Linked DNA regions of Homo sapiens: region 1 is linked to region 2. A link is a loop called in an ENCODE intact Hi-C map of the cell type or tissue named here. Cell type or tissue: endothelial cell of umbilical vein. All regions are shown on one strand. Each heading gives the region's core, and the rest is flanking DNA. Links, peaks and the distances in the headings are about the cores only.

The links. Hi-C counts contacts between places; a loop is a spot of excess contacts. Peaks named below come from ENCODE experiments on the same cell type or tissue, not always from the same donor. Only the 100,000 strongest peaks of a DNase experiment are listed, where the experiment ranks them.
Region 1: it touches region 2 in a loop (19-fold over the local background); 4 of 110 quality-filtered maps call a loop at or near these places.

Annotation. Positions count from the first base shown.
Region 1 is chr1:188,930,838-188,946,892 of GRCh38, reverse strand. The region is part of intron 1 of LINC01035 (long intergenic non-protein coding RNA 1035); the gene reads right to left. Among named protein-coding and RNA genes, the nearest start is that of LINC01035, 33 kb to the right of the region's middle. In endothelial cell of umbilical vein, for the core only: a CTCF peak has its summit at 8,536 (motif pointing right); a DNase peak (open chromatin) is centred at 8,672; H3K27ac peaks cover 244 bases.
Region 2 is chr1:187,043,087-187,059,141 of GRCh38, reverse strand. No RefSeq gene overlaps it. Among named protein-coding and RNA genes, the nearest start is that of LINC01036, 42 kb to the left of the region's middle. RefSeq lists an enhancer at 11,404-12,071. In endothelial cell of umbilical vein, for the core only: a CTCF peak has its summit at 7,357 (motif pointing left); a DNase peak (open chromatin) is centred at 7,321.

The DNA of each region.
Region 1 (16,055 bases), core at 5,386-13,385, 1.9 Mb before region 2:
TTGATCTTTTAAATACATTATAGAAAGAACATCTGCAATAAGGTAGGCATTGTAATAAGTCTTAGGAATGTGAAGACAATCTTTGCCTTAAAGAACTAACAGCTTCTGCCGGATACAATGATTGAAATTGTTTGTGAGAGCCGATTCTTCTAAACATATTAAAATAAAGCAGAAATCTATGATACATTTTTATGTATTTCCAAAGCCTGTAGCAAAAACATTGGGAGGTCAGAAACTAGGAAACTTATCACCAAAGAAATAAAGGCTGAAATGAATGTAGCGCAGTGGCATAATATAACTACATGCCTGTAACAAACAAACAAAAACAAAATTAAAAATACAACTTAAAAATGAAAATTGTGCTTTAATTAAATATTCTGGGTCAGACAGCATGTGTAAAACATTTAAGTTATTGGCAAATTTTGGACTTTGGGTATTTTATCAATTTTTTTGTGGTAATTAGAAAACATACAAACAAATGGTAGAGCACAAAGGAGAACTTTTAAAAATATTTTTATAGTTAACATGACATGAAAAAAAATTCTAAGATGGCTCAATTTGAAAACAATGCAGTATTGATTCTAATCTCAAGGCTTTTGAAGACACAGGTTAGAGATCACTGCATGACAGCCACTGGAAAAATACAGGTGCACATACACTGAAAAAAGGTAAAATGTGAAAATATTCATCTTCAAATCATGGTATCTAGCAAAATGTGATCACTTGTTCTAAGATTTTCAACACAAGATACTTAATGGATGGTGAAAAATATTAAATTGTAAAGTTATATATATCCTATCAAAGAAAATAAATAATGTGCATGATTTTAAATATGCTTTCTCATTAAGCTGCTTCTGTACATACAAACAAATTGAGCACAGGAAAATATTTACTTATGGTTGTACAGTCACAGACTATTTGTTCATTTTACTAATTCAACTAGTTGTCATTAAAAAATAGTAATAGTTTTGAAAATCTTTTCTTTTAATAACTGAAATTGTGAAACAGGGCTCAGCATATAAAACATAACAGTAATAGGTTTTTGCAGTTCATCAAGTCTTCAGGCAAAACATATAACAGCCTGCTGCCTCAGTTTTCTCATTCCAAATGTTAGAATAATAAGCCACACTACATAAATGCAATGCCAGATTTGATTTCAAGCATCAAAACAGCAATTTGCCTTTAGGAAGAAATTCATTTTCAATGGCTAACTCTATGTTATAATATACCAAAACAAAAAACATATTAAATCTGAGCTGTTGAATCCATTGCCAGTTGTTTCCACATCTTGAATGAGTTTGTATAAAAGTCTGTAAGAAGAAAGATTTGTAAATATACAATTATGTTATGAAGGCTTAAAATTATAATGAATCTCTGACTTTTACCCTGTATTAAACAAAAATTAAATAAAATTACAGCAACAACATTAGTACAACCAATTACTCATGAATTATATCTATTTCTAATATATTTTTAAATGAATGCCTTTTTTTAACCACCGCCAAAATAATCTTCTACCTGTATCTCCAAGATAAAGTCTGATTCACTATGTCTTTTATTTTTATTTCTTATTTTATTTATTTATTTATTTACTTTTGAGACTGAGTCTCGCTCTGTCACCCAGGCTGGAGTGCAGTGGTACAATCTCGGTACACTGCAATCCCCGCCTCCCAGGTTCAAGTGATTCTCATGCCTCTGCCTCCCGAGTAGCTGGGATTACAGGCGTTCACCATCATATCTGGCTAATTTTTGTATTTTTAGTAGAGATGGGGTTTCAACATGTTGGCCAGGCTGGTCTCGAACTCCCCACCTCAAGTGATCTGCCCGCCTCGGCCTCCCAAAGCTCTGGGATTACAGGTATGAGCCACCGCGCCCGGCCCCTGATTCACTTTTGAGCATCCTGATGTTTCATATGCAGTGTGATCCATGTACAGCTTCTAGCAATCAAAATAAAAGTAATTTTACTCCCTTAAGCTCCATTACTGAGAATGAGAAAAGCAGCCCCTGACATTCAGGAGCTGGCCTAATACTTCAGCTAGACTTCGGTGTTCTCCTATTGAAGTTAGATCTACAGAGCATCCAATCAGAAAAGATCACTCTGTGACCGGGACAGGAAAAGATAACAGGAGCACTCTGTGATCCTGTCTGAGCAACAATAAAAAATGTAAACATTTTCTAAGACACAAAACAATAAACATCTCTCAGGGATAATATGAATGGTTGACTGATGCCTATTTACTAATTATAGTTTACCTTGACCCTAGTCTGCCCTCTACAGAGGGAACATTTACTGAGATACCCTGACATCATTCAACTTAATACAAGCTCTTGATTCCTTGGATCCTCCCCGAAGTCACCCAGAAAAAGTCCTAATTTTATCAAAAGTGTCTTTTCTAACACAATTTCTGAGATGTCTCACAGTTGACGTTGTAAGTCAAGCAAAACTCCCATCTAAAGGTTTCAGAAAACTTAAGGTATATACACTTATTTCAGAAATAAAAGATGAATACATGTATGCTCTTTGATGAATAAATTCATCTCCATGCAAGATCCAAAATATTTTATCCCTATGTTTGTATGTTTTTATGATACATTATATTTAGACATTAACCTTAATACACATTTTTTAAACTCTTGCAAACATCAACTGATTTACTTACTTCTTTCTATATACTCATTTAGTTTCTATCTGATAATAAGAAGATATTTAAAATGGTATTTTATTAGATTATAAACTTCTTGAGCTCAGAAACTGTACCTTATCTATATGTTTAGTTCGCTATGGGATTCATTATTTGGTGCAGAATAAATGTTATCTGAATAACTAAATCTTAACATTGAAGTTATTCCATGAGAAACCAGAGCTAATTGAGCATTAATCCAGTAACAATGAATGCATAGGAGAAAAAGAACTGTATAAAGGTATATAAGCAAATGTCAAACTGCTCCATATATTTTATTCATGCAAAATGAAAGAAAATAGTTTGAACTCATGTTAGTGAAACCTCATAGAGACAGCAGGACTTGAGATTTGTACAAATGTAAATAAGGAAGGAAACTATGACAGTGTTGGCAAAATAAAAAAGAAATAAAGACTATAATGTCATTCTTGGGAACAATGAAGACAGACCTAATTTAACCAGATGACTGGTTCATTCTATTTTCCAGTAAGATTTTATGTTTATGGAAGTTGTTCAACATTTAGAGTTATAACTTCAAATGACTAGATAAATATGATGCAAAAATATTGAGTCAAAGATATGAGGAAGAAAATATTCACTTATTATCATATATAGTCAGCATATTTAAGGCAGATTTTTGAACCTAAGAATTGCAGGAGAAAAGAGGAAAGAAAGTAAAGTGGATGATTAGAAGCAAGTGTAATAAATATTTGTTGAGTATTTTAGTTTAATTTCTTCCTTGATGCAGAAGAATGTCAATGAACATAGAGAACATGAAAATAAAAAGAAATTGGAACACATAATACAAATAAAATAATGATTTATTAGCACAGCTACCCTGAAAGCCCAAAGTAATAATGATTTGTTTGTTTCATTTGATTCTCATTTCCTAAGCAGCTTATAGTTTTAGAAATAACATCATATATTTCTTAAATCACAGAATATTTACTGTTAGAAATCAAATTGGGATATTTGTACTATGCATTTGACAATTATTTTTGCTCTGAAATTATGCTAAAATAATAATAAAAGTAAACACATATAACAAACACACATATACAAATAAATATACATATGTAAATAGGCATGTTTATTCATACCCTTTTCATGGCTAAAGTTATCATGTTGCTTATATCCCAGTATCAATTACAAAGCGAAATAGGAGAATTGTGAAAAACATTTTCCATTCTTGAAAAACTATCTAAAATAAAATACATAACTTATTCTCACCACTTTTCTAAATTTTAGTACAAAATTATTGCGTTCTTTTTTTCCAAACATAAGCTGTTTCTGAAACAACATTGATTACATGTCAACAATTGCAGTGCCTGCTTTTACATTCCTACTTCTTCAGTAAAAATAATATTAATCAAGTCAACTTTATTCCTGTAGTAAAAGTGACCCACATTTGAAATTTTGACATGTAATACAATGACATAAAATTACATGAATAAATCAAAATTATAATCAAGAAATCACATAGTAGAAAAAAATCAATAATATTTTTGAGGGTATCTTTTGTTTCTATTCTTAAAACATGAAAGAAGTGCATTTTCCTATGTTAAAATGATTTTAATTAAAAGTGTATTTTACTTTATATTGTGGAGAAGCTAAAGCTTGTAAGTAGTATCCCAGCTTTACAAGCAGTATCCTATGATGTTGCCATTTTTTCCTCTAATGCTCAGAATTGACAATAATGTCTTATTTATATTATTAAGTGATGAACTTCAAGACTACTTACAAATTAATAATGTTTGAGCCTAAGGGAAATTAATAATGCATGTAAATCTTACGTCACTGTTTTGATAATTTTCAGACTTTCCGTATCGCATGTTGGCTTCTGTAATAGAGTTGTCTGTACTTTCTTCCTAGGTCTAATAATATTGCAAAGGCAAGGTCTTATCTAACTGGATTAACTTCTAGAAAATCAGGGAAAAGCTTTTGTCATCAACCAGGAGCTCTGTCCTCTGCTCTCAGGAATGTAATTAACAACTCAGGTCACTCCCTCATCTTTGCAGTTCCCCCACAGAGGTTCAACTATTGGCTGCAGCCCCTCCCCTGGTCTATCAATTGTCACTAAAATGAAGATACAATTCACAGCCAATAACTCAAGACAAAGACAGAGAGATCACACAGTTAAAATTTCACAATGCGGAGAAAGGGCAGAAAGGAAGGTGACCAATTCTTAAGGTGTGTTAGAACATTGTATTTAGTATGGAATAAAAGTCTCTGTGAAGCTATTTGACTAATTTTGGTCCTTTGGTGTTCTAATTTTTTTTTCCTTTAGCTTTGTGAGTTGGGATGAATAATAATGTAGCATGGTTTACTAAAGGAGCATTTCACAAATTTGTAAAGAATCTAAAACAACCAAAGGGAATTATATTTATTTAGGATAAGTTTAATACTCAAGACTAAAACTTTATTAGTAGATACTGGGTAATATTTTGTCTTTACCAGAGCTAGATATTTCAAGCAATCTTAGAGATATAAACTTGCCCAATTTAAACTGCTGAATATATCGTTTTTCTTGAAGTTCATAAATGTCAATATATTTTATTTTTTAAAATTTATCTAATCTAACTTGGACCCCTCTATTAATCCACAGTATATTTATGTTTCACGTTTCTAAACAAGCAACACCAGAATAATCACTAGTGCCACAAATTTGTCCCTACCCACCTGGCATTCAGAGTAGCCATAACAGCAAACAGAACACTTTGACGATATGGGACCTTACGTTTTGTATAGCATAGAAGTCACTGTGTGCTAGAATGTATTGAACCATACATTTTTATACTACTCCAGATAAGTTGCATCACCTTTATAAACATATATTTACATGTATATCTATATCCATATACATCTCAGGGATTATTAAATTATATTTAATATTTTATAGGGCCTTGATGAAATAAATGAGGTATGGTTTTAGATGATGGACTTTTGAGTCATATTGCTCAGAGTCCCATCCTAAATCACTCACTACTAGATGTAGTTAGGCATTCTATATGTTCCTGATGTTTTCTATTTGCCCTATACATCCCTATTTACCCTTTTGCATGCTCTTCATGCCCCAGGAAAGTGATACTCAAGATGAATTCTGGAATTGGTTGCTTATTTATTTGAGAAGCACAGGGATAGTCTCCAAAAATATTTTTTAAAAGGTCTTCCCCTAACTATACTTGATATAGCTACTGCTGCAACTGAACTTACAAAACTGCCAAGCGCAGTGGTGTGCTGTAACTAGCTCCTGCCAGATCTCAAAAGCAAATTGTACCTTTCTCTTCTCATTTTTATTTTTAGTGATATCACGTTGGTAGCATGAAATTCACCATGGTGAGAATGGAATCAATGAAAAATACAAATCAGGATTCTTTACCCTCAATCTCAGGAAGTTATTTTTATACCAGTGCACACAATGTGTCTCAGCAAGTTACTAGCTGGTGCATTGATTACATTTGATCCTTCCTGTCATGGGAAGAGCAGTGCGTTGTGCCCATAGCAAGAGTCACACTTCCAGTTATGGATTTGTGTTCTCTGCCTACTGACTTTGCTAACATCATCATTGTAGACTTAGAAAATGTCTTTTCTGTTATTGGATAATACACACAAAGTTTTATTTTATTATGAAGAAATGTGCCAATATAAGTAGAATCCACTGGTCTTTCAGAGAGCCCCATCACCCAGAAGCAGTGAGCTTGATAGAAATGTTGAATGGTCTGATGAAGACTCAATTTCATGCCTAGAATGGGGACAACATTCTAAGGGTTGGGGTATCTACAGGATGCAGTATCAGCGTGTCTGAAAACAACAGTCAATATTTGGGGGAGGATTTCCTTCAGTAAAAAAAAAAAATGCATTGGTTCAAGAATCAAAAGATGTAGATATAAGTGGCTCATTTCACCAACACACCTCATTATCTACTTCAAAAATGTTAATTTTTGTCCTCATGCTTTGGGGCACAATGGATTTAAAATATCTGGGATCCAAGGGTGAAATGCTTCAACCATGGACCCAGTGAATCAGAAGTGAAGACAGCTTAATAGCCATTTTGGGCATTTCATGTGCCAAATCAATATTACTGCACAAAATAATAGAATGAGAAAACAGAGGGAGAATAGAATAAAAAAAACAGTGTTTTATAATATAGCATTATCTTTTATCATATTAGTAAACCTTATTGAACATACATTTTAATTGAATACTTAGCATGTGGGAAAATTAAAGCTTAGATTTGTTAAATAATTTGGCTTGTGTCACAAAGCTAATATTTGATTTGATGGTACAGTGAGTTGGAGACTATATTGTCTGTTTATTTTGCCAATTTAGTTCCCTGTATACAACTGGAACCAAATGGTTGCTCAATAGCTCGTTGTGGAATTAAAACTAAAATTATTGCTCTTTTTCCATGACTCAAGAAAAGTTTTTTCATTTTATTAAATCATTGTGAGTGACAAAAAATACTTTAATAAAAAGGAAGAAATGAATATTTTAGTATGCTATTAATAAATTCTAGCTGTGCCCTTACTCTGTTTTTGAGAAAATGTCACATATTTAGTGATAATGCTAAACTATATGAAATGGCATTTGCAATAATCACTATATTACAATAAATAACATAGAAATTGTATAATAAAAATGAATGCTGCCACATTCTCGCCCACCTGTTTCTGTGTCATAATATTAGGATTGATGATGAAATATATAATTGAGCCAATATCACATCGTCTGTTAACCTGTGGTGCACTGCAAGCTAAAAAAATCTTTTTAACTTCCCATCAGTGGCAAGTGCATAATGAAGTTCAAAATAAAGTGAAGCTTTTCTCAAGAGACCTTTTCACTTATTCCTCTCTAGCCCAGTATATGTATTGCTCTTACCATACAAACTTTAAAAACCCAATCCTATAATTATTGCTTATCATAATCATGGAAGTAGCACGCTATTCTGTGAGCTATTTCATTGAGATATAAAAATGAGGTCCTGGCCAACTCATTATTGAAGGTCTCATGTCATAATATGTTAATATAAAAGTGTTGTTCTCTTGGTCCAGATCTGGCATCAATTTGTTAATTGAAAACCTACTCCCTGAACTATGCCCTCCTCCTCCTCACTGGAATGGATGGTTTAGGATGCACATGTTCATTTAAAAAGCTCTGGCCTTTTTAAGCAACAGAAAGTTTTGCAGGAAAGGTTTTGTGTTAGTGTGGAAATAAGCTAAATTTGACTTGGTCTTCCTATTTGCTGATTTGTACAAAATTCTTTGATCTTCCAGTGATAATATAAAATTAAGTCAAGTTAAGTTGATATTGGGTTCATTTATGTTGATAGATTGAAGTTATTTAATTATAAGTAATACTTTGATGAAGCAAATTTTCAATGTGACTAAGACAGGGCTTATGTCTAACAGACCATAAGAAAACAGGAAAAAATGTGGAAATTTGTTTCATTTATTTGTCTTACATTTTTCCACAATATCTTTTTTTTTTTTTAACTTTTAAAATTGAGCTTGCAACCAGTGATAAATATCACATAGGGAGTCCTGTTTTTGAGTGAGGTTGATAAAATTTAGATAAATCCTGTGTCAAAATAGAAAGATTAAATGGAAAATAGTAGAACAGAAAAATAACCATTGGAAAAAGTGCTAATAAACTTACAATGCATTGAAAGCCTGCATTGGGTCAGGCCCTCTAAAATAATATGTGATAGATAATTTCATTTAAACCCACAACAAGATTATCATTTCAGTGTTATTATAGCCCCTTCACTGTAAAAAATCTCCAGAAATATTAAGTTATTGACACAAAGTCAAAAACTGGTGTCAAAAACGGGATCTGAACTCCAATCTTGCTTAGCCACCAGGGGACACCGAGGAGACAGAAAAAAATGGAAAGCCACCAGACACCCTGCTTTGACTTACTGTATTGTTCTTAATTTTAGTAAACATTTACACGAACAGACACATTAAGGTCCTATAGGTTCTGGCCTTTTCTTGCTCATACACTTGAGAGTAATAACTTGAGGAATAAAACCCTCAGGAATTTAATAAACGTGGCAGCAAATCTGCCTGAATAGGCTGACTCAGGAGGTGCTTTACTTTGTGATAAGCATTCCTTTCTCCTGAAAGAAATGTTACAAGTTGTTCTTTGTGCCACAATAGCTTAGTAAGAATGGAAGTTATGAAATTGTCACAGATCTCTCACTAAGGTGGGGACATAGTGGTGAGGGGAGCAGCTTTTATAACTGTTTCATTACTAATTATGAAATGGGAATGGAACACTGTCCAAATGTATTCTGATAATACTTTCCCAAAATGTTTAATCACATCCCACTTGTATTTAAAAATAAACATCTGTAAGACACATTACAAAGTCTCCATTTGTAAAAGTTAAATAAAATGTTATATAATTTGTCTTTCTAAAAACAAATATAAAATTGTATGTATATGCTGTCACCCAAATTCATAATGTTAATGTTAAATTAGGTAAATAAGTATTATTTAAGATACATAAGTGTGTATTTCGATGTGTATAGGATGTAAAGAAGACCTATAGTCACCCTAGAACTTGGTCCTAGGGGTATTTTTTGGAAAAGTTGGCGAAAGAAAATTGATCAAGTAAAGAAAAGCTATTTTATTGGGACTTTATGGTATATATAATACTATATTTGTAATATTCAGTTTTGTTCCATGATTATTTTACAAACCTGAAAACATAACTTTTATAAAATTAAGAGTATTTATGCACATATCATGAAATTTTGCATAGTTCTACTTCTTAAGACTGAGCAGAAAACTTCATGTAATGGCAAAGGGAATTTTACAATTTAAGCATTGCATGTGTATATCTATGCAAAAAAACTTTACGTTCTGCACATGTACCCCAGAACTTAAAGTATGATAATAAAAAAATTCTACAAAAAGTATTCCTACATCAAACTTAAAATGATTATGACTAATAATATTTACAGAGATATTTATAAGTACCACATATCATGTCAAATCTTCAAGTTAAACTCTGATGTAAATAACTTTAAAAGTCACTTTTTGTTATAGAAAGAATAATCCTCCCCCCCACACACACACACTCAAAAAATGTCCATGTTAGAATATGTCACCTTACATTGCAAAGGGAAATTAAGGCTGCATGCAGATGGAAATAAACATGCTAATCAGTTGGCATTAAAATATATAGATTATCTTGGATAATCTACCTGGCCCCAATATAATTACAAGGGTCCTTAAAAGTGGAAGAGAAAGGTAAGAGATTGAGAGCCAGAGTGATTCGGTGTGAGAAACTCTGGACCAGCCATTGCTGGCTTTGAAGAGGGAGAAAGAAAGACACCAAACAAGAAATGTGAAACTAGCAAACGCAACAAAATAGATTCTTCCCTACAACCCCCTATAAAGAGCAGAGATCTGTAAACACCTTTTTAGCCTAGTGAGGCACATGTCAGGCTACAGAACTGTAAGGTATTAAATTTGTATTCCTGCAAACCACTAAGTTTGCTGTAATTTGTGACAGCAGTAATAGAAAAACAAACCCAGTAAGTAGGAAAGCCAACATTCCACTGTGGAAATCCTGAAGTCAAAGTTTCTATGCTTAATCACTGCAGTGTAACGACCAAAATTATGTATAAATCATGATAAAGGAATAAATTGATAACTGACATTCTGGAATTTATATAAAGACGTACGTTTTTGTGGCGATTTTGTGCTTTTTAAAATCATTTTATTTGTATACTAAATAACATTGCTACTTCTACCATAGCAATTGTATGACAATTGTACACATATGGATTTTTAATACACATAAAGGACAGTAGATAATTTTTCAGTAGGTGAACACTGGCTAAGATAATGTTAGGAAGAAAAATAGAAGTGATCATCCATTAGTAGGTAAACATATTTTATACTATTCTAACACGGGATAAATTTTAAAACTTATTGCTTGTTTTATTTCAGACACTTTACCGTGCATCCTTATCTGCAAGAGTGACATAATTAATGTATTTTAGAATGCTAGACAACGTTGAATGCACATTAAGTTGTCAAAATAAAAAGTGCAGGAAAGAAGTAAGAACAATTGACTTGGTTTTAGAAAAATCAAGTTTCTATTTAAGTCTTTCTAATTAATAATTGTAAAATTTAAGTACATTTCTTAAATTCTCCAACATAAAATCAGAGTTCACAATATTTTGCAGGCCACTTGACCTTTTTTGTTTTGATGTTAGACCAATGTTAGGTTGAAATCTAGTTTCACTGGCTTAAAATTAAAATGGGTGTAGGGCTGTTTTCTTTTGGAATATCAGGGGAGAATCTGTTTTCTTGACTTTTCTATGATGGGTACTGTACTCATTCCTTGGCTCACGATACCGCATTACATGATGTTTTCTCTCTCTGTCCCCATTATCACATCACCTTCTATATTATAATTACCCTTGTATTACATCAGGCCCACCAGAATGATTCAGGATAAGTTTTGTATCTCATGATCCTTAACCTACTCACATCTACAAAGTCCCTTTGGCCATGTAGGATTATATACAGTATTCACAGGTCCCAAGGATTAGGATGTGCATCATTCAGGGCCATTATTCAGTCTCTTCTCAGAGTAATTTGGTACCTGTATTCTTGTTAAGAGTTAATAATACTAGGACAAAAACAATATCTGGTTATTTACTCCTATAGCCCTAAAAGCCAGGGCAATCTCTAGAATATACTGTAGAACTATTTATTGAATGAAAGAGTAAAAAGTATTGGCATGAATGAATTAGAATGACTAATAGATGAGAGGTAAAAACTAGTAAAAGAGAGGAATTATCTCAGACTTTCAAATATTTTCCCCAAGTCTAGAAATGTGAATATATCTAAATAGAATTGTAATTAGCAATATTAACTAATATCACTTGTTTTTTATTATTACTTTTTAAATTTATTTTTATTATGTTTGTTTAGAGATAGATTCTCGCCTTGTCATCAAGGCTGGAGTAGAATGTCGTTGATTATAGCTCACTGCAGCCTCAATCTCCTGGGTTCAGTTGATCCTCTTGCCTCAGTCTCCCAAGTAGCTAGGACAACAGGCATGTGCCACCATGCTCACCTAATATTTTATTTTTTGTAGAGACAGGATCTCATTATGTTTCAAAGCCTCGTCTCGAAGCATAAATCATTTTGTGATTATTAAAGTTAACTATTTCAGCAGCAATGGAATGAAATGACCTAACAACTATATGATTCAAATATTTAATAATTTTGTGATTTATTTTCATTCAGTTTTTCTCAGCACACTTGTAAAGTATAAATAATATTGTTTATCTCACAAAGATTAATTAGATCATGTATGTAAAAAGTCCTTTGTAAATTGTATAGTGAATAGGAAAATACATACCCGAATTTCTCTTGAACTTATTCATGTACGTATATGATGTTTAAAATACATACATAATTTTAGTAGGGGATGGTTTCCAATTTTTTGATTTCTGTTTGGTTACAGAAAATGTGTCATTTTCAAGAAAAAATTGCTGAAAGCAGTCATTTCAGTACATCTGGATATATTTTTATGAAAAGTGCCTATGTCTCATTATACCACAATTAACATTTGTTAATGAGTAGCGGCAAATGACCACTGAATATCTAAATTAAAAAGAAATCAGTTCTATTCCTAACTATGAGACTCAGATACTTATTTTTCTACTGAGTTATCTTGAATATATTCTGTATCCTGAGTTGTCCTTCGTAATTCCATTAGGACTTATTATGGAAATAAATATTGTACTCAATGGATCTTTCACATATTTCTAACAATATTTTTTGGACTACACCAATGACAAAATCAGATTATGAGTGATGTAAGTATAATTTGGAGGCAAAGTCTCCTGTATCCAGAAAGTCTTAGTCACAAATACGATGCACTTTAAATACCCCTATTACAGTGCATTTGTAATGAATGATTTCAACATCTTGATGAACTTTGTATTATTTATTTTTTGCATGGGCATTTATTTCCTTGCATTTCAATTGGGTCTATTGCTACACTAATACTACATGGTTGTGAACAAGGTGACCAATCATCTTACTGAGTGATATTAAGACTTTGTGTTGTTTATAAATACACACATGCTCTTTGATCTTTTCACGTGTAATTTAAAAAAAATTGTATCATGACAAGAAAATATTGTGCGAATTTTAAGAGCTTTAAATCCAGATATATTTTGCTAACTTGGTTTTTGTGCTAATACTTTTAAACTGTTTTGAATTATATGTTGCATAATTAATTATAAAGAAAATATAACAACTGCATGAAACTAGTACTGAATAGTTCTACTTTTTTAAACTTAGATATCCAGTGGTAGTTTGCTTTTATGTAGGTGAAAATTTTAGCAGGTCAAAAAAAGTTTGGGTAATTTGGTAATTTAATTTGAAGTCTGTGATGCTGGGTAGGGGGAAACATTTAGAAATTATGGTATAATTGACTGGTGGTCTACATTATAATAAAATTTTAGCCAAGGAAACAAAAATTCTTAGTCAATGGAATGGGTTTGGCTCCAGTTCTACTAGCCATTTGAAAATATCCCAATCATAGATTTTTGAAATATTTTTTATTTTATACTAAAAATTATTTCTGGAATATTTTCATCATTCCAATATTCACCATAAAGTGCTCAAGTTAATCTACAGTGAGTTCTACCAAAAAGAAGAATCCATTACAATACTAATTTTAATCTCACAAATGACTTATTAATATACTGCCCAATAGATATATTCTGTAGCACTTACATAACTTTTAATTATTATAATACACTAAATTTCAAAGAGATAGCCACTCTCAGCACAAAAATTCTACATAAATGGTCAAATTAACTAACGCTATAGTAGTCATATATATATTTATAAATATATAGACATATCAGTTAATTTTATTCTTATACAGAAATCCATATATTTTGATAGTTTCTTGCATTTTTGCTAGCTTTATAAAACTTATAGAAATTAAATGTGTCTATTGCTATGGTTCGAATGTTTACGTCCCACTCAAATTCACATGTTGAAACCCACTGAGATTCATATTCATATGAAATTCATATGAATTTGAATTCCCTCATGAATGGGATTAGTGCCCTGATAACAAGAGGCTTGAGGGAGCTTGTTTGCCCTTTCTGCCATGTGAGTACACAGACAGAAGGTGCATTCTTTGAAGCACAGAGTGAGTTCTCACTAGATTGAATCTGCTGGTACCTGGATCTTAGACTTCCCAACCTTTAGAACTGTGACCAATAAATTTATGTTGTTTATAAATAACTCCTAAGATATTTTGTTATAACAGCCTCAACAAAAGAAGACACCTGTTTTATAAGTCTGCAAAGCATGTAGCCCCAAATTTGTATCATTGGACTGTAAAATACTAAAATGTTTTCTCAGCTGCATATGTGCAATATAATAAAAGCACAAGGATCTAAATTTTATAAACAGAATTTTAGGACAAAAGTAGTGAAGTATAAGATATTTCAATGCCAGAAATCAAACTGATCTCATTATTTCCCTTTAGAGATTTCTCCAGTGGAAGGAATAGCCATGTAAGTTATCAAATAACTCAATTCCCACTTTCTTATCTAATTTTTTAGTCTTTATTTTTAAGTAATCTAATTTTTATAGCTTCAGGAAGTACATACTCAAAGTAGAAAGGTTAGCCCTAGAATCTATTGTACTATATCTAAAGGTAACATCAGATTGTTACTTTTCAAGTAACACATTATCAATGCATGTTTATAAAATACGAATAATTCTAGACATTAGACTTTAAAAAATAACTGCTGGTAATTAAACCAAATTAATACTTTCAATAGGGATTCTTATTATATACTTTATTTGAAAGACTTTTTCTTCCTGTATATTGTATTCCAAATCAGATACACTCAGATGCAACCGTATTTAATATAAATTGTAGAAAAAACTATGATTACAAATGGCTTTGTAGGTACCCTTGAACTTTAATAAAACTTTACCTATGCTTAATGCATTTATTTGATTTTACAGTTTAAAATTGGATCATATTGAAATTTTATTTTTAATTTATACTTTCTATTTAGGAATCAGGTTGCTTTTCTTATCCTTTAAGTGTTTGGAATATGTATGGAGAAAATGGAAGAAGACAAAATGAGGGATGAAGCATTAAGAAATTATTACTGTGGGACAAATATATCCCTTGCCTCTCAGAAAAATCTGAGAATTATTTTAACTCTATGACTTTCAGAATGAGTTCCTGGAAACTTCTGACAATAAAGGTTTGCCCAGTCCTAGGATAATCTATGTCTTTCAGCAGTATTATTCATTTCTTCCTGTATAAAATAAGTGGCATTGAATAAATAATGATCATTAGCAATATGTTACCCTTTAATACACATATTTTCAAATCTTTCCCTGAAGCAGTGAACATTAATTCATACTCAGTTGCAATTATGTCAGACCTCCACTAATTTAGATTGGATTCACATGCACAAATCAGAATACTCTGGGAAGAGCTCCAACCGTAACTATCTGTCAAACAAATCAAAGTTGTCTTCTACATGCAATATGTCTGGTGTTGCTGATATTTTTAGATTTCTACAAATATTCTAAGATTGCTAGATTAATTCTTACTAAATGTGAATTTTTAAATATTCCTCAAAATTTTATTTATGAGTTTGTTTATATTTTATTTTAATTGTATTGGTATATTATTAATAATCTAAAATAAATATTATTTGTTAAATTACATATATTTTATTAAAATATTTTATAAATGGTCATATTATTAATTCAGCAAAATTTTACCATGACTCAATTATTTACTTAGGAATTAAGTCAACAAATGACAAAATTTGAAATAAACAGAAATAATGTGCATAAACATATTTATTATACTAATTTCTCACTATTTCTCATTATTTTCTTGATCTCCTTCTTTCCCTGATTAAATTCCATGTTCTATTGCCAGCATTTTCTTGTGTACCTCTTCACCTCCTATGCTTGCTTCTCCTTTTACTATATTCCCTAAATGACAGCATTGGCAATGTTCTAATTGTACCCTACCTATCCACCAAACTTGAAATGGCTGTAGAAAAACACACAAATATGATGATTAGCTTTCACAAAACATAATGTCAATGAAAGACTTACAAATTTCTCTATCAGTTATTTCAAAGAGAAGGGCAATGAATGAATTGTCCTTCTCTTTGAAATGACTATTTTCTTTTTAAAATTCATTTTTTTAACTTTTATTTTAAGTCCAGGGGTACATGTGCAGGTTTGTTACATAGGCAAACTTGTGTCATGGGGGTTTATTGTACACATATTTCATCAACCAGGTATTAAGCCTAGTACCCATTAGTTATTTTTC
Region 2 (16,055 bases), core at 3,131-11,130:
AAAACCTATAGGTAACATTATAATTAGTAGTAAAATAGTAGAATTCATTTTTCCTAAGATCAAGAACACCACAAGGATGTTTGCTGTATCTATTTCAGATTGTACAAGAGGCCTTAGCAGTGCAATAAGAAAATAAAAAACTAAATATAAGGCAATCAGATTGGAAAATGAGCAAACTCTATTCAACAATGACATGGTTGTATGCATAGGAAACTACAGAATTAGAATTTATCAAAAAATCTCTAAGAACTAATAAGCGAATTTAGTAAAGTCACAAGATAAAAGGTCAACATGTAAAAATAATTGTATTCCCATATACTAGTAGCAAATACTTGGAAAATAAAATCTAATAATATACATAATTTACAATAACATTATAAAAATATATGCTCTGAAAAGTAGAAAACAATGCTGAGAAAAAATGAATAAAACATAAATTGTTAGCTATCCAATGCTCATGTACTAGAGGACACCATACTGTTAAGATATCTATTCTTTTCCAAAATTATCTATACACTTATCACAACCCCAAATAAATATCAGCATGATATTTTTGTGTGGAAAGAGACAAGCCAATTCTAAAACGTATATGGAAATTCAAAGGATCTAGAATCATAAAAACAATTTTGCAAAATAAAAACAAGGTTGGAAAGCTTACATTGCAGCCTGATGTTAAGAGTTACTATAATAATACAGTAATCAAGATGGCGTGGTATTGTGAAAAGGATGGACAAATAAAAATCAATACAATGGAATAGAAAGTTCATAAAGAGATGCACACATATAAAATCAGCTGAAATTAGTGAAAGGCAGCAAAACAATTCAGTGGGGGAATGTAACGTTTTAACAAATAGTGCTGGAATAGATAAATATCCTAATGTGAAAAAGAAATGAGACTTGACCCTACCTGATTTCATACACGAAAAACAAGTTAACATACACCATGAACCTAAACATAAAGCAGAACTATAAAGCTTCTAAAAAGTTACTTAGATGAGTATCTTCAAAACCTTGGAGTTGACAAAGAATTTTAAAACAGAACTGCAGAAGTGCAAACCATAAAAAAAGTAAATGATAAATTGGATTTCATTAAATTAAAAATCATTGCACATTAAAATATACCATTAAGATAATTATAACAGGGAAACCACACACTAGGAAAAAGTTTTTGCAACACATATCTGACAAATGATTTGTATATAAAATACACAAAAAATCTCTTCAAAATCAACAATAAATTAAAAAATGGAAAAAATACTAAACTAAAATCTTAAACACTCATTTTACAAAAGAAGATAAACAGATAACTACTAGACCCTGTAAAGTTTCTCAACAGTATTAATCACCAGGGAAACTAAAAGTAAAACTTCAAGAAGATGCCATTCTGTACCTTGCAAAATCATTCAAATTAAATAAACTGACAGCATCAAATTGGGTGGAGATTTGGGGCAACCAGAATTTTCACCCATTGCTTCTGGAGGAAATGTGGAATGGAAAAATATCATGTTCTTATAAGATTAAACATATACCTACCTATGACATAGAAATTCTAATGCTGGTGTTTACTGAAAAAAGTGAAAATATATATCCACAAAAATGCTGGTACAAGAATGTTCAAAGACGCCTTATTCATAATAGTCAAAAGCAGAAACAATCAAAATGTTCACTAATAGGATACTAGATAAATAACTTATGATCTATTAATACAATGAAATGCTATTCATTAATTAAAAGGAACAAACCATAATACACATCACATGAAAAAATATCAAAAAATATTGAATGAGAGAAGCCTGAACAAACAGCATATAATCCATGGTTATAATAATGTGATGCCCAAGAACATCTAAGGTAATAGAAATTAAAAATGGTTTGTCTAGAGTTGTGAGGAGTGAAAATCAACCACAAAGAGGTCCAGGACAACACTGTGGGAGGATGGACATATTCTATATCTTGTTTTGGGTGATGGTTACATGGATATATGCAATTGCCAAGGCACTCCAAACCAAATAGTTAAGATTATTTTGTGGCCAGGTGTGATGGCTAACACTTGTAATCCATCCCAACACTTTGGGAGGAAGCCTAGGAGTTTGAGACCACCCCGGGCAACGATGTGAGACTCCATCTGCAAAAAAATCAAAAAATTAGTCAGATATGGTGGCACACACCTGTGGTCCCAGCTACAGGGGAGGTTGAGACAGGAGGATCGCTTGAGCCCAGGAGGTTGAGGCTGCAGTGAGCCAAGACTGTGTCACTGCACTCCAGCCTGGACAACAGAGCAAGATCCTGTCTCAAAAAAAATTATTTTGTGTAATAATGCCTGAATTTAAAAAATAATGTAAGTTTAATATATATATATAAGGAAAATGGTACAAATTTCAATGATTGTTATATAAAGTTGATACAAAGTTCTTAACACAGTTCTAGAGACATGTAAATATAGTTTATTGTGTCTTTAAGTCAGAGCTTAGCCCAGTAACTGTCAAAACTAGTAACCAAAATATTTATTATGATATTACCTTAGAAATGGTGCCTCATTCCAAGAAGTAGGTTGGTATATGTAATGAAAAAACAAAGAAAAATAAAACACTGAACAGAGAGACAGAGATCATGGATCTGGCCCCTCTTGGATATACATTCTTTTGCACAAGTCATTGGATCTCTTGCAAAAAGAATATCATTACTTATGCCTTGTGCATAACTTCTTATGAATTGGAAATGAGAGTTCAGATTAAGTGAAAGTGCTTTGAAAATTTCAAAGTCCTAGAAAAATGTTTGGAATTAAGACTAATTGCCACCACATGTGATGTCAGTAAAATGATTGTGATTTTGTTTCTTTTCATAACTGCACCAGTTGTTAAGAGTCCCGGAGAAGTAGGAGCTAAAGCATTGCCTTTCAAAGATACACTGAGCTTGCAATATAACCTGATATGTTCTATCTGGGAATGGACATCTTCAATTTGCTTCCAGAATCAGTGCAAGGCAAGCTGTAGAGAGAAACATAAGCTCCCAGTCAGCGTCTTGAACTATTGGGAAATTCAATCTTGACCAGAGAGAAGCTGGAGGAGCAAACAGGCCCACCAGGATTTCTGATCGTTTAGGATGCAGCCTTTCCACTGAGAATAGTGGAGAAAATTACATGTTTTCTGTGAACTTCCCCTTTCCATTTTTATTCTTTTTCTTATCCTCAGTGAGTACTAGAACTCTGCCATGTTCAACCTATACAGTTTGGGCTATTTGTGACTTGCACAAACACATACTACAAATTAAATTTCTTCACTTTATTTCTTTAACAAATCAAGAAAAAGTAAATTTTTGTGTATTTTAGATATTAAAACAATTAATCAAAATTTATCTGAAGATTTTATACAGCTCTCATTTGATTTCATTCTGAAATACATAAAACTGCAGTAACTCCTTAGAAAGAATGATACAAAGAAAAAGTACTGGAGACATTGCAACATTCTTTTCTCTAATTTAGCTTCCCACACAGAATAATCTGGACTGAAAAAATTATCTAAAAAATATTTCGGTGGGAAAGCAAGTTAGGGAAATATACTCCTTAATCATCCTGCTTATCACTGAGTAATATACACATATGAGATACTGGGGCAGGTCCTTTGACACAGGACTTTGACTAATTTGAACATGGAATCATTTTTTGTAATATAATATACTCATTAATATCACACTTGGGAAAATGCTAAGTTAGCATTTCACATAGACCTGGATTTGTGATATTTCATGTAACTCTGTGAATAATATTCCTGAAGTTTCTATTTAAGGAGGAAACTTGGAAGTTGGACTCAAAGTCCCATCACAAATTTCACTATTTATGTTGCAGAAATAACTAATTCATCATTTTATTCTAACTTTCCTGGAGCTTATTTCGCAGGGCATAAAGACAAAAAAAAAAAAAGACATAGCAAGAGCAGATAGAAAGGGGAAACAGTGATAGCTCTGATTTTGGACTTAGAGGTATTTGGGCTCGGTGAGTTATAATCTCAGTAATGAAGTGAAGAGACAGAAAGTAGCTTCCTGGTTCTAAACACTCACCTGTGTTAGAGACAGGAAATACAGGTTTTCTCTGAGTTTTGTATGACCTCAAACAAGAAGTTTTATCTTTCTTTATCCTAGATTCCCATGTGCAAAACACAGTTGATTTTATCTTCCCTAGCAATCTAGGTCTGCAGTAGGGATAATATCCAAGAGAAATAATGCATTTAAATGTGCTTTTAAAAATTTAGAACACTGTCAAATGTGAAGGATGATTAAGGTATAAATTTCAAAGGCGAAGTAGCTGGACACCATGTACAGAGGGTCAGAGACCAGGAATGACTGGCAATTTTCCCAATCAGTATGTAATTGCTGCTCAGTTTCCAGCATGGTCTTGTTCTTAACCCTTTGGAAGGGTGGCAGAGATTATTGGTTTGGAGGCTGCCAAAGCGGCCAGCAACTGAGACATGCACTGTTTAACTTATTTTCTGGCTTAAAACAATCAGACAAATGCCCCTGACCTTCCAGGTTTGCCAAGAAGTTCTACAGAAGGAATGAAACCAAATCACAAAGAAGCTCAAAGAATGAGTTTCCTAGAGAATCAAAAAGCTTTTATTAGTGAACCTTATCATTCATGTGTGTGCACTTGAAAAAACACTCTGGTATTTCCAATAAATGCATGTTCTATTTATGCATATCTGTAGCTTGGATATCAGCTTTCTGGGTATCTGAAATCTTCCAGTGTGCTGGGTGACAGAGCAGGAGCACCGTCATCTTGGACAAACACCACCAATTTAAGTACCAGCTCCCTTTCTAACTTCATGCATTTCAAGGAGATCACTTCTCTTCTAACAACAAGCAGCCAGAAAAAGCAGACAGTAAAACACAGATACGACAGCTTGGGCACAGAAGGAGGGGGGAAAGTCTCTTGAGTAATCACCAAACTTCACACTTATACAGTGGGCCCCAGTAAAACAGTGGGCCCTAATAAGCACATTCCTTTCCCTTTAGGTGCACTAAGATAGGTAAGCTAAAAGCAGACTACGGCAGGTGAGCAGGTGGGGAGGGGACTGCGGGGATGCCTGAAGCTACAGGAAAATGTATGGGAGCAGACACAAAACCTCTCCCTCCCAGATAAGCAAGACAAAGAGACACAGACTAAAAGTTGGCTGATGTGGTCTGGGAATGGGGTGAGAGCTGATGAAAACTCTGCTATATACAGACAGCACACCTGGTCCTAACTGAACCGTGGGACCCTAGGAGGATAAGGCATCCCCTCCTCATGAGCCCCTGAACCCTTAAATACCCTTAGTCTGTAAGAGAGAAGGCTCCTGACCTAACTTGGCCAGAAGCCCCTCTCATGTTTATTCTCCAAAAGAAACCTGTCTTTGACTGTTGAGCCACTTTTCATGTTTCAGTCTTCTTTCTTCAACTCTTACACTGAGGAAAACCTTTTTAATAATGTTTAAATTTAAATGACTCATAAAACTACCTTAAATAGACTGAGAAACAGGGAGCTTACATTGTTCCCCATCATTTCTTACTCAGATCCCTTCTTCATCTGAATTATCTCTCTGTTTTTTGTCTGGCTCTATTGCTGCCCTAGGCTCTTCTCACCCCAGAATGCCACCTTCACACAGTATAAGCCCCAATTGAAAGCTCATGATGATAAATTCAAATGTTACATTTACACATTCTAGGTTCAGAAATTTTCCTGCTTAGAAAATTCCCATTAGCGCTTTCTCCTCTCTGGGTCACTATGAGAGCTTCCTCTTTCCTTTTTTCTTTTTCTTTCTTTCTTTTTTTTTTTTTTTTTTTTTTGAGACAGAGTCTCGCTCTGTCGCCCAGGCTGGAGTGCAATGGCGCGATCTTGGCTCACGGCAACCTATACCTCCCGGGTTCAAGTGATTCTCTTGCCTCAGCCTCCTGAGTAGCTGGGACTACAGGTGCGTGCCACCATGCCCAGCTAATTTTTTGTATTTTTGGCAGAGACAGGGTTTCGCCGTGTTAGCCAGGATGGTCTTGATCTCCTGACTTCGTGATCCGCCCACCTCGGCCTCCCAAAGTGCTGGGATTACAGATGTGAGCCATGAAACCTTCCTCTTTTCTTATTGCTCTACTCTCTGCCTCAAGGTTCCCCGAAAAATGAACTAATTTGTATTTTAACATAGATGAGAATTACAATCTATTATAATTTTGAATAAATAAAAGATTACAGGCAGTAGAAAAAATGCAGTTTCAGTATGAACTTAATTTTTCTCTCAAAGAGGAGAAAAAGAATGGGATGGGAGCCTATAGGGACACATTATTGCCTCTGCTTGTCTTCTGAGGCTTGTGGGTGAACTAAGAGTATGAAGCTACTAAAAGCTAAAATCCAGAAAGAAATAACCTTTCGTTAGGAGAAAAGTCTTTACTTTGGTGCAGCAAATTTAGTTCTTAAATGATCTTGGTGAAATAAATGACTAAATTTATTTGGGTAAAGAGGTACAAAAGGTGTTCTACTTTGTAAAGCCGAATGGTAGGTATATGTATTCATTTTCTTATTCATATATGTATATGCATATATCTATTATATTTTGTTTTATTAAGAAATTTATTTAAAAGTAAGCCAAGTCAGTTTTCCCAAACATAAATAAATATCAGAGCAAAAAATATTTTAATAAATCCTACATAGTTCTATTTTTAAACTGTAAACATTTAAACTGAAAACATATTGTTGGACAATAGAAAGAAAAATGGCTGCAGAAGGTAATATGGTCAGTGGGACTCTTATTTTTTCATGTTGAATGAAGCAGCCCAGGGAATGCTTCATGTGCTAGTGCACTCTGGCTTGTGTTAAGGAGTAAAAAAGGACTTGGGTTATAGTGCAGACTCAAGAAATGGTAACCTTGAGAAGGTATTTATCTAAAGTTTTTGAAGCAAGATTATAATATTTTTTGACTGGTGGGAATATCTGACTTCTTGTTTTATAGGAAAAGAAATGAAGACGAATTGTTTAAGGAACTTGACCAGTAACATTGATGTTCTGATTACAAGGCCTAGGGTAGAACCCAGGTTCTAGCTTTCAGTGGTCTATCACTAAATAGTTGTGACTAGAAGCACCTGCCCTGTCTCCTAATAGGGGTAAAATGTTAGTGAAATTAAAAGCTCCTAAAGGATGATCATTTTCTAGCCTAAAGTAAAGAAAGTTTTTACTTCCTGCCTAAGATCGGGTTGTAATGTAGATCTACTTGTTTTTTTTTTTTATTTTTTTCCTTTTCTATTTTAAGAATCAAATCATTATTAACACCTGTTTGTTTCAATGCTGCAGCGTTAGTCACGTTTTTCTGGTGAACAGTGACATCTGGTGGACACCTAAAAAAAAAAAACCCTGCCTTTGCTTATACAGTCATCAAAAGTTCCAGGAGCACATGAGCCTTCAAGAAGCATCCCTCAGGGAGCACAGGTTAAACTTTAGAGAGACTTGATTCCTACCATGGTATGGGGAATCAGGATAACAGAAAGAAGCCACCAAATAAGCTTCAGTAATGATCAAGAGAGCTTCGAAATGGCTAGAAGCCTCCTAAGTAATTTTGTTATAGATTTGAAGCTATTTCCCTCTTAGCTCACTATTTTCAAAGATGGTATGTTTACTTTACAGAATAAATGAAAATTATATATTCTACTTTTCCTTTACTTTTACTACAATTGAGACATACACGCAGAGAAGGGACAAGACACACACACACACACACACACACACTCAAAAACACATAAACACATACAGCCAGCACTTCACATTGGTAGGTTCCACATCTGTGGAATCAACCAAACTTGAATTGAAAATATTCAAAAAGAGTATTGCTTCTCTACTTAACACATATGCACTTTTTCTTGTCATTATTCCCTAAACGGTACAGTGTAACTATTATTTACATAGTATGTACACTGTATTAGGTATTATAAGCAAACTAGAGATGATTTAAAGTACACCAGAGGGTGTGCATAGGTTACACGCAGTTACTCTGGCATTTTGTATCAGGGACATGAGCATCCATAGATTTTGATATTCCCAGGAGGCCTTGGAACCAATACATAATATGTAAACATATATAACACATATATAAATATGTATATATTATATATAACATATAATATTTTAAAACATCCTATGGTTCTGCTTCTCTGGAGACTGCTAATGCATAAATTCCAAAAGATTAGAAACAACTCAAGATAAAGTATATTAAAGTACATATATATGTTAGGGGAAGGAGATTAACTGATAATAAAATTCAGTTACTCCTGGTGGAATGGAAGCACTGAGTAGAAAGACTTATGCAAAAATTACTTTTTTGTACCTTTCAGTTTGTATGATTAGGTTCATACCTGCTACACTGGTGAGGAAGGAGAATAACAGGGTAAATGTGTTTTTATGTTGAGATGAGTGAATCCAGCGCTGAACAGGCAAATCCATGCTAATTTTGCTCTTTATAGCCATGGCTTGTCAAATTCATCAGCAGCATTGTTTTCAGAAACTGTCTTTGTCATTTATCATTAAAGAAAATATACAATGCAAAACCGATATATAAATTTCTAATACCTGAACCAAAAACTGTACCCTTAAATGCATGTCAGAGTGACTACAATATATATTTTTTTAATTTTTAAAAATTTTATTGTGCTAAGAACACTTAATAGGAAATCTGAAGTATTGCTGACCATAGGCACAGTGCTGAACAGCAGATCTCTACAACTTACCTATCTTATTTAACTGAAACTTTATGCTCATTAATTAGCACTTGATTTATCTCCCCAGCCTCTGGCAACCACTAATCCACTTTTTGATGCCATGATTTTGACTTTTTTAGATATCTCATAGAAGTGGAATCATGAAGCATCTGTTATTCTGTGACTGGCTTACTTCATACAGCATAGTGTTCTTAAGAGTCATCTATGTTTTCTCATTACAAAATTTTCTTCTTTGTTAAAAACTGAATAATATGCCTTTGTATTTATATACATTTTCTTTATCCACTTAACTTTCCATAGACATGTAGGTTGTTTCTACTTCTTGACTATTGTGAATAGTGCTGCAATGAACATGGAAGTGCTAATATCACTGCAAGACCCTGATTTCCATTCTTTTAAATAAATACCCCAAATTGAGATTACTGGATCATATTTTGAATTTTTTGAGGAAACTCCATCCTGCTTTTCATAGCAGCTGCACCATCTTGCATTCCCACCTATAGTGTACAAGGTTTCCAAATTCTCCACATCCTCACTTGTTGTCTTTTTTATATATATAATTGATAACCTAACAGATGTGAGATGATATCTCTTTGTGACTTTGATTTGAATTTCCCTCATTATATTAGTGCGGTTGAACATCCTTTCATATACCTGTTGGCTACCTGTATGTCTTCTTTGGAGAAATGTCTATTTAAACCTTTAGTCCATTACTTTAATCTAGTTATTAGGTGGTTTTTTTGTTTTGTTTTGTATTTTTGCTGTTGAGTTGTAAGAGTTTTCTTATATATTTTGGGAATTAACCCCTTCTCAGTTATAGGATTTGCAAATACTTTCTCCCATTCTGTAGGTTGCCTTTTCACCCTGTTAGTTGTCTCCTTTGCTGTACAAAATATTTCTAGTTTGAGGTAGGCTTATTTTCCTCTCAAAATACATACCTTTAGAGTGTCTTGTTACGGATATAACCATATATATAAAGCAGTAATATGTTCATATATAGGAGGTCTGATCATTTATTGAGAGAGGTAAACTAGTTATAAGGAGTAGATTTTTAGTTCAAGGTGAAAATCCTCATTTGAGAAGTTGGTTCATTTTTTTTTCCAATGGCTGTCAACTCATATAAGTACAAATAATGTTTTAACAGAAATTTGTAATTCCTCTTTTGTGCTTTATTTTTAAATTGTGTGTTATAAAATCTTCTTGCCATCTTTTAGTTTGATTTGTTATTACTTGTTTTTCTAATTAATTAATTTTTGATGCAACTCAGTACTTTTTTTGCAAACTAAAATGTTTTAAATTTATATTAAAATATCCTTTCACTGATAATTCAAAGACACTCACCCTATAGCTATGCTTAATTTATATATGGGTCTTGCATTTCAGAGAAGAGCTTTTATTATTAGCTTTTAAAACAAAAAATACCTACACCAGCAAGTATAGCCCATGAGAGATACATTGTCATTTTGATATAAGGCACCTGTTTACTGCATCTATCTGGGGATAAACCAAATGAATACATTTGGCCTGTGGAACGTTTCAGCGGTGTTACCAGAAAAAAAACAAGTCAATAACAATACTCAAGCTATTGTAACAAAAGTCACAAAATGTACTAAGGGTGGTTTAAAAGGGTCTCAGGGATCTCTCTGCCAGGTATGACATAATACATCTTAATACTTCAGAGAGACTGATTAAATCCTTTTGAAATAATTTACTAGAGAAAACATTGGTCATTTTTCTTTTTAATCTACTGAGAAAAATGACAAGATATTATATCATCTCTTGGGTTGAATAATAGTAAAGTTTTGAAAAAACATTTTCATATGCTTTATACTTTATGCCCATCCATCCTGATATCCAGAAGTGTGTCCCTTGAATAATAGAAAAAGTGTGACCTCAACTAAAAAGAAACCAAAACTATCTATATCTATAAAAATGCTAATTTAGTTTAGACATCTATGTGACATAAGTACCTGATTAATACTCAGTGCAGCGGATCCTAGATTTCTTGAAAGTTTTAATGGTTATACTGTTTTGGGTTTTCAAAAAGCTGTGTGAGAGTTACTTTAGTTATCTTTGTGTTTATTATTTCTTGAGGCCTAGAGGATATCAAATCTATTGTTGGATCTGACACAGAAATGAGCAAATCCCCATCCCAGCCTGTTGCAGGGCAAAACAGATATCAAAAATCTCTCCCCATTCAGAGTTTCTCGGAAGTTACATCCTAGTGCTAGAGTCTGATGTGTGGACACCCTCCTCCCAACAATGCAAATTGTCTTCCCTTGATGCCCAAAGCAAACGCAATGATCAAATCACTCAGTCTCAAATATAACCCGTGTTCTCCTATACTTTAACAGAAAGGGTGCATTTGAGAAGATACCATACCAACATAGTGAGTATCTAATAAGTGTCTGCACCCCAGTCATGTCTACTATGTCCTGTATTATTTTTCTCTCATTGGTTACATGCAGCCATATGAACATTCTGGGTTTGTTTTGTTGTTGTTGTTGTTATTTTCCATCATCCTTGAATAAAGGCGAAGAGGAACTTGCCAAGGCCAAATCTCCATGACCCTTTCCTGAATTTTTAATGGCAACTATTTTAGCTACACAAATATTCAGCAAAAGCCTTTAAAAATCACTACTATTCAAGACTTACTTAAATTATTTTCCAAGGATTACCTTCATCAAGAAAATAGATAACAAAGTGAAGAAAGACAAGCTTTCACTTCAAAGGAATTCATTAGGTAGCTGAAATCTTCACAGGCAAGCACAAAAAGATAGTCTTCATTGTCACCCTTAAGAGGGGGATGGGGAGACTGTAACCATCCCAGTCTTTTTGTTTAATGACATAGCTGAGCCATTGAAGAAGAAAGAATTGGTTTAAAAGAATTAGCATTTACAAAGTTTCATACCTGTCTTCAAGTCTCGTTTCCATTATCCTGCTGTTACCACAACATGTTCTCTGCCCCAGGGCTTCGTGCTAAGGCAAGCTTGGAGGGCTAATGGATTGGGAAGTACTCTTGTTCATCTTTAACATCGGACAGAGAAGGACTCAGAAGTGTGAACGGGCAAAGGGAAAAATTCTGGCCAGCTGCTTCCCTATATCTAGACCCCGGAACTGATCCTACATTGAGAAGGAGAGTACAGAGTTGAGCATATGACTAGATTACCAAGAGGGGATAAGGGAGGAGAGTATCTCTCCAACTGATAATTGAGTTCAGCTTGTGTGATACTTGTTCAGGCATTGGTTTGAAATAAATACAATACCAGCAGATCGAATTAGCAAAGCTGAACTTCAGGAACATCAAGATGCTCACATTGAATGAACTGGCTGCAGTTTTCTAGTTGTGCTTATAAACTTGGAAATAGATCAGTGTGGCCAGTGCATTTTGACATGCTTTTATCAATGAAAACAGCTGTTGTGTTTTTAGGCACAAAACTGTGACTTTGGGACACACACTGAAATCAGAAATTAAACAAATTAATTAGTTTCATGGTGAACACTTCAAAAAGTGAGAAGTATACAAAGAAATGGAAATAGAGATCTGTCCTTCAGAATATTAAAATTATTGAGGAAATGAGCAAGATATTTCAAAACAGGTAAATCGAATAATTTCACAACACTTCTGTGAGGTTGGGATGAGGATACAGCTTGGGCAACGGGTGTGTTTAAAAATGCAATGATAAGGAAGGAACGAACCATTCCTAAGATTGTGGAAGACATTGTAATGGTTAATATTAGGTATCAACTTGATTGGATTAAAGAATGCCTAGGTGGCTGTTAAAGCATTGTTTCTGGGTGTGTCTGTGAGGGCATTACCAGAGGAGATTGACATTTGAGTCAGTGAACTGGGAGACGAAGACCCACCCTCAATGTGAGTGGGCACCATCCAATCGGCTGCCTCACGGCTAGACCAAAGCAGGCAGAAGAAGGTAGGATTCTTTTGCTTGCTGAGACTTCTTTCCTTGCTGGGTGTTTACTTCTGCTCCTCCTGCTCTTGGACATCAGACTCTAGGTTCTTTGGTCTTGGACTCTGAGAACTGCAGCAGTGGCTTCCCGGGGGCTTTTGGGCCTTCAGCCACAGACTGCAGGCTGCACTCTCCGCTTCCCTGGTTTTCAGGCATTCCGACTTGCACTGAGCGAACACCAGCTTCTCTCTTTCCCCAGCTTGCAGATGGCCTATCATTTAGAGGACTTCATCTTGTAAACCTGTGAGCCAATTCTCCCTAATAAACTCCTATATATCTCTCTCCTTCTCTCTCCTGTTAGTTCTGTCCCTCTGGAGAACTCTAATACAGACATTTGCAGGAAATATGCAAACTGGAAATAATCCCTTTTCCACCAAAAGGCATAAATATCCATAGTTTTTTTACCTGACTGACATATCTACAACATATAAGACAGAACAATGGAGAAGAATGAGCCTCGTTTAATATTTTTCTTGTCAACCAAGATACACGTGTATCAGGTTACTCGGTGGAAAGTTACGTCCCACATTTTACTTTACTCCTCACTTCATTTATTCATTTTTCTAATCGTCAATTGATTTATTTATGTTAAACCTCTGTGCCATCATTTAAAATTTGCTCCCTGCTTTGGGGCTTCAGAATTGAATTTTTTGTTTTACTTTAGGGGAAGAATCTCTTTGGTGTAGAAAGGACGTTTAGAGTAGCTCTTTGTAATTAAGCTTTTGTCCTTTGTGGTGGTTTGGGGAGGGAAAATTTTGTCTTGGTAGTGACCTCTGCTACCTTAGAGGATTCCTGAGGCAGATGGAGACTTGCGCTAACCTGTTCCCATAAGCTGCTTATGGCTGTGAAACCAGACTTGGGCTTAGTGCAGAGGAACCAGGCCCGGCACACAGGGCTACTTAGGGTCAATGTTTGCAGGCGATGGTTTTGCTGGCACAGCTGAGTTCTCCTGCCATGAGGAAGCCACAGGAAGACTGATTCTTGGACCAGCACAAGCAACTGTGTGGGATCCTGGCAATTTGCAGTAGGAGGCCCTGTAGTATTAAATACTGTATTAATTCATTAGAGTTAAAAAATTACTATAATTTTAACAGTAAAGGAAATAGAGTCTTGTTCTGTACTCCAAGCTGAGAAAAGGGAACATACTGGTCATATGTTAGCGTATATCAGAGTTAATTGCAAAATAATTTGGAACATGAAACAATAGCAGTAATTATTATATACGTAATGTTTGGCTAAAGGATGCCTGCCTTCTAAATACTTTGCACGTGTATATATATACAGATTTATACACAGATATACATACATATATGTATACTCCTATAAACACACACACATATATATATTTGTTTAGTCCTCATGACAATATTATCAATATGAAAATCAAAACGCAATGGTGCAGAATGGAATGTAAGTTCTGTAAGATCTGTGTTTTTTGGCCATTTGTCTTTCTCATGGGACCCTAGTACCTGTCCCATGTGCTGTGGATGAAAAGGTCAAAAGGGAGACCAGGAAATAAAGGATAGATGCAACAGCAGAAACTCATTGCCTCGAAATAGATTAAGCATATTTCCTCCTGTGACTGGCTCAGTAGCATCACCTTTAATTAGGAAGAACAAGATTCTGCTCAGGTGAAAAAAGTTGGCCCTATTATTTATGCTTTCTTGTCTCCCTCAGCTGTATAATTTAAATTTGCAGATTTATTCAAAGTTTAGCCTTTGTCATAACCAGGGTTTTGTTTAACTAAGGAGGATAAATAATCAGATGTTGACAGAAATGAGCAATGCTCCCTTCAAAAATCTAATCTTTCTGGCCTTTGTTAAAGAAACATCAGGGGAAATTGATGACCATAAAGATTTATGTTTATTAATCTAAGGGGATTTTTTTCTAGCTCTGGAATGATAATAGCTATTTGAGTTATGGCTGAATAATGGAGACTATTGAATCAGAGAGTCCCCTTATGGTTAACACATATTAATCATTTGTATAATTAAAAATATATTTCTCAACTAGTCTATTTTTCATATTTAAAGAATATTCATCAGACTAAAACTTTTCGGACACCCAATATGGAAAATTTACCTTTAGAGAATGATTGAGAAAAGGAAAAGTCCAACCAACCGAATACCATCACATACCTCATATATGGATAGAAATATGTTTTATATACATGATTTTTAGTCTAACAATATTAAACATAATGATAAACTTATTTGTACACTTATGATGATTTTGTTTCTATTTACATAAACTGTATGTGCTCATTGAAAAATGCAAATGCAAAATATGTTAAAGTAAAAATAGCCCTGCACCTCACCTCCAAAAGATAACTAAGTTTAATATCTTAGTGACTATCTTTCAGAAATTTCCTCAGGCTTACACTCAGAAACAGATCTTGCTCACACAAACACCCACGAAGTTTACATACTATTATGATATTGTGGAAACAATCAAAGATCTCCCAAATGAGAACAAACAGAGGCTATTTATTCAGTTTGCTATAGCAAGGGACTCAGCCACTGTCACTTGCATTTGGCAGAGACTCAAAGGGAAGGAGAGGAGTGGGAAAGCTTTGTAGTGGGAAAAAGTTTTAGGTATGCTCTGATTGAAGCTTTTTGGCATGGGGAAGCTGGAAGAGGGCTAACTAGAAGCTGGGCATATTATGTGATTAGTTAGTGAAACATATTTGACTTTCTCTGGATGGTTCAAAGCTAGAAGCACAGACAAAGATGTGTATAGAGTCAGAGAGAGAAGAAGAAGAGGAAGAGGAAGAAGAGGAGGAGGAGGAAGAGGAAGAAGAAGAAGAAGAAAGAAGAAGAGGAAGAGGAAGAAGAAGAAGAAAGAAGAAGAGGAAGAAGAAGAAGAAAGAAGAAGAGGAAGAAGAAAGAAGAAGAAAGAAGAAGAGGAAGAAGAAAGAAGAAGAGGAAGAAGAAGAAGAAGAAAGAAGAAGAGGAAGAAGAAGAAGAAGAAGAAGAGGAAGAAGAAGAAGAAAAAGAAAAGACAGTCATTAACAAAACCCTCGTTGTTTCAAATTATTTGCTGCAGAGATTGTAGTCTATCTTCCCAGGCGGGTGGTTTATAGGTAGTGGGTCAGAATTCTGTTGTTGTATATGGGCTGGCCATTGTCCATTTATATATTCAGGCTCTCATTATCCATAACTTGGATATAACTTGGATTTTTTCCTTGGATAATAGTTTCAATTAATACTCACTATAACATTATTTTTAATGGCTAAATATTTCATTTTATAGATGTGCTATACTCTCATATACATATGTATATGTATATACATATGCTATAATACTTATCCCATTTCTAATGTCATTTGGGACATTTCAAATGGAAGCATCATATTACCAATA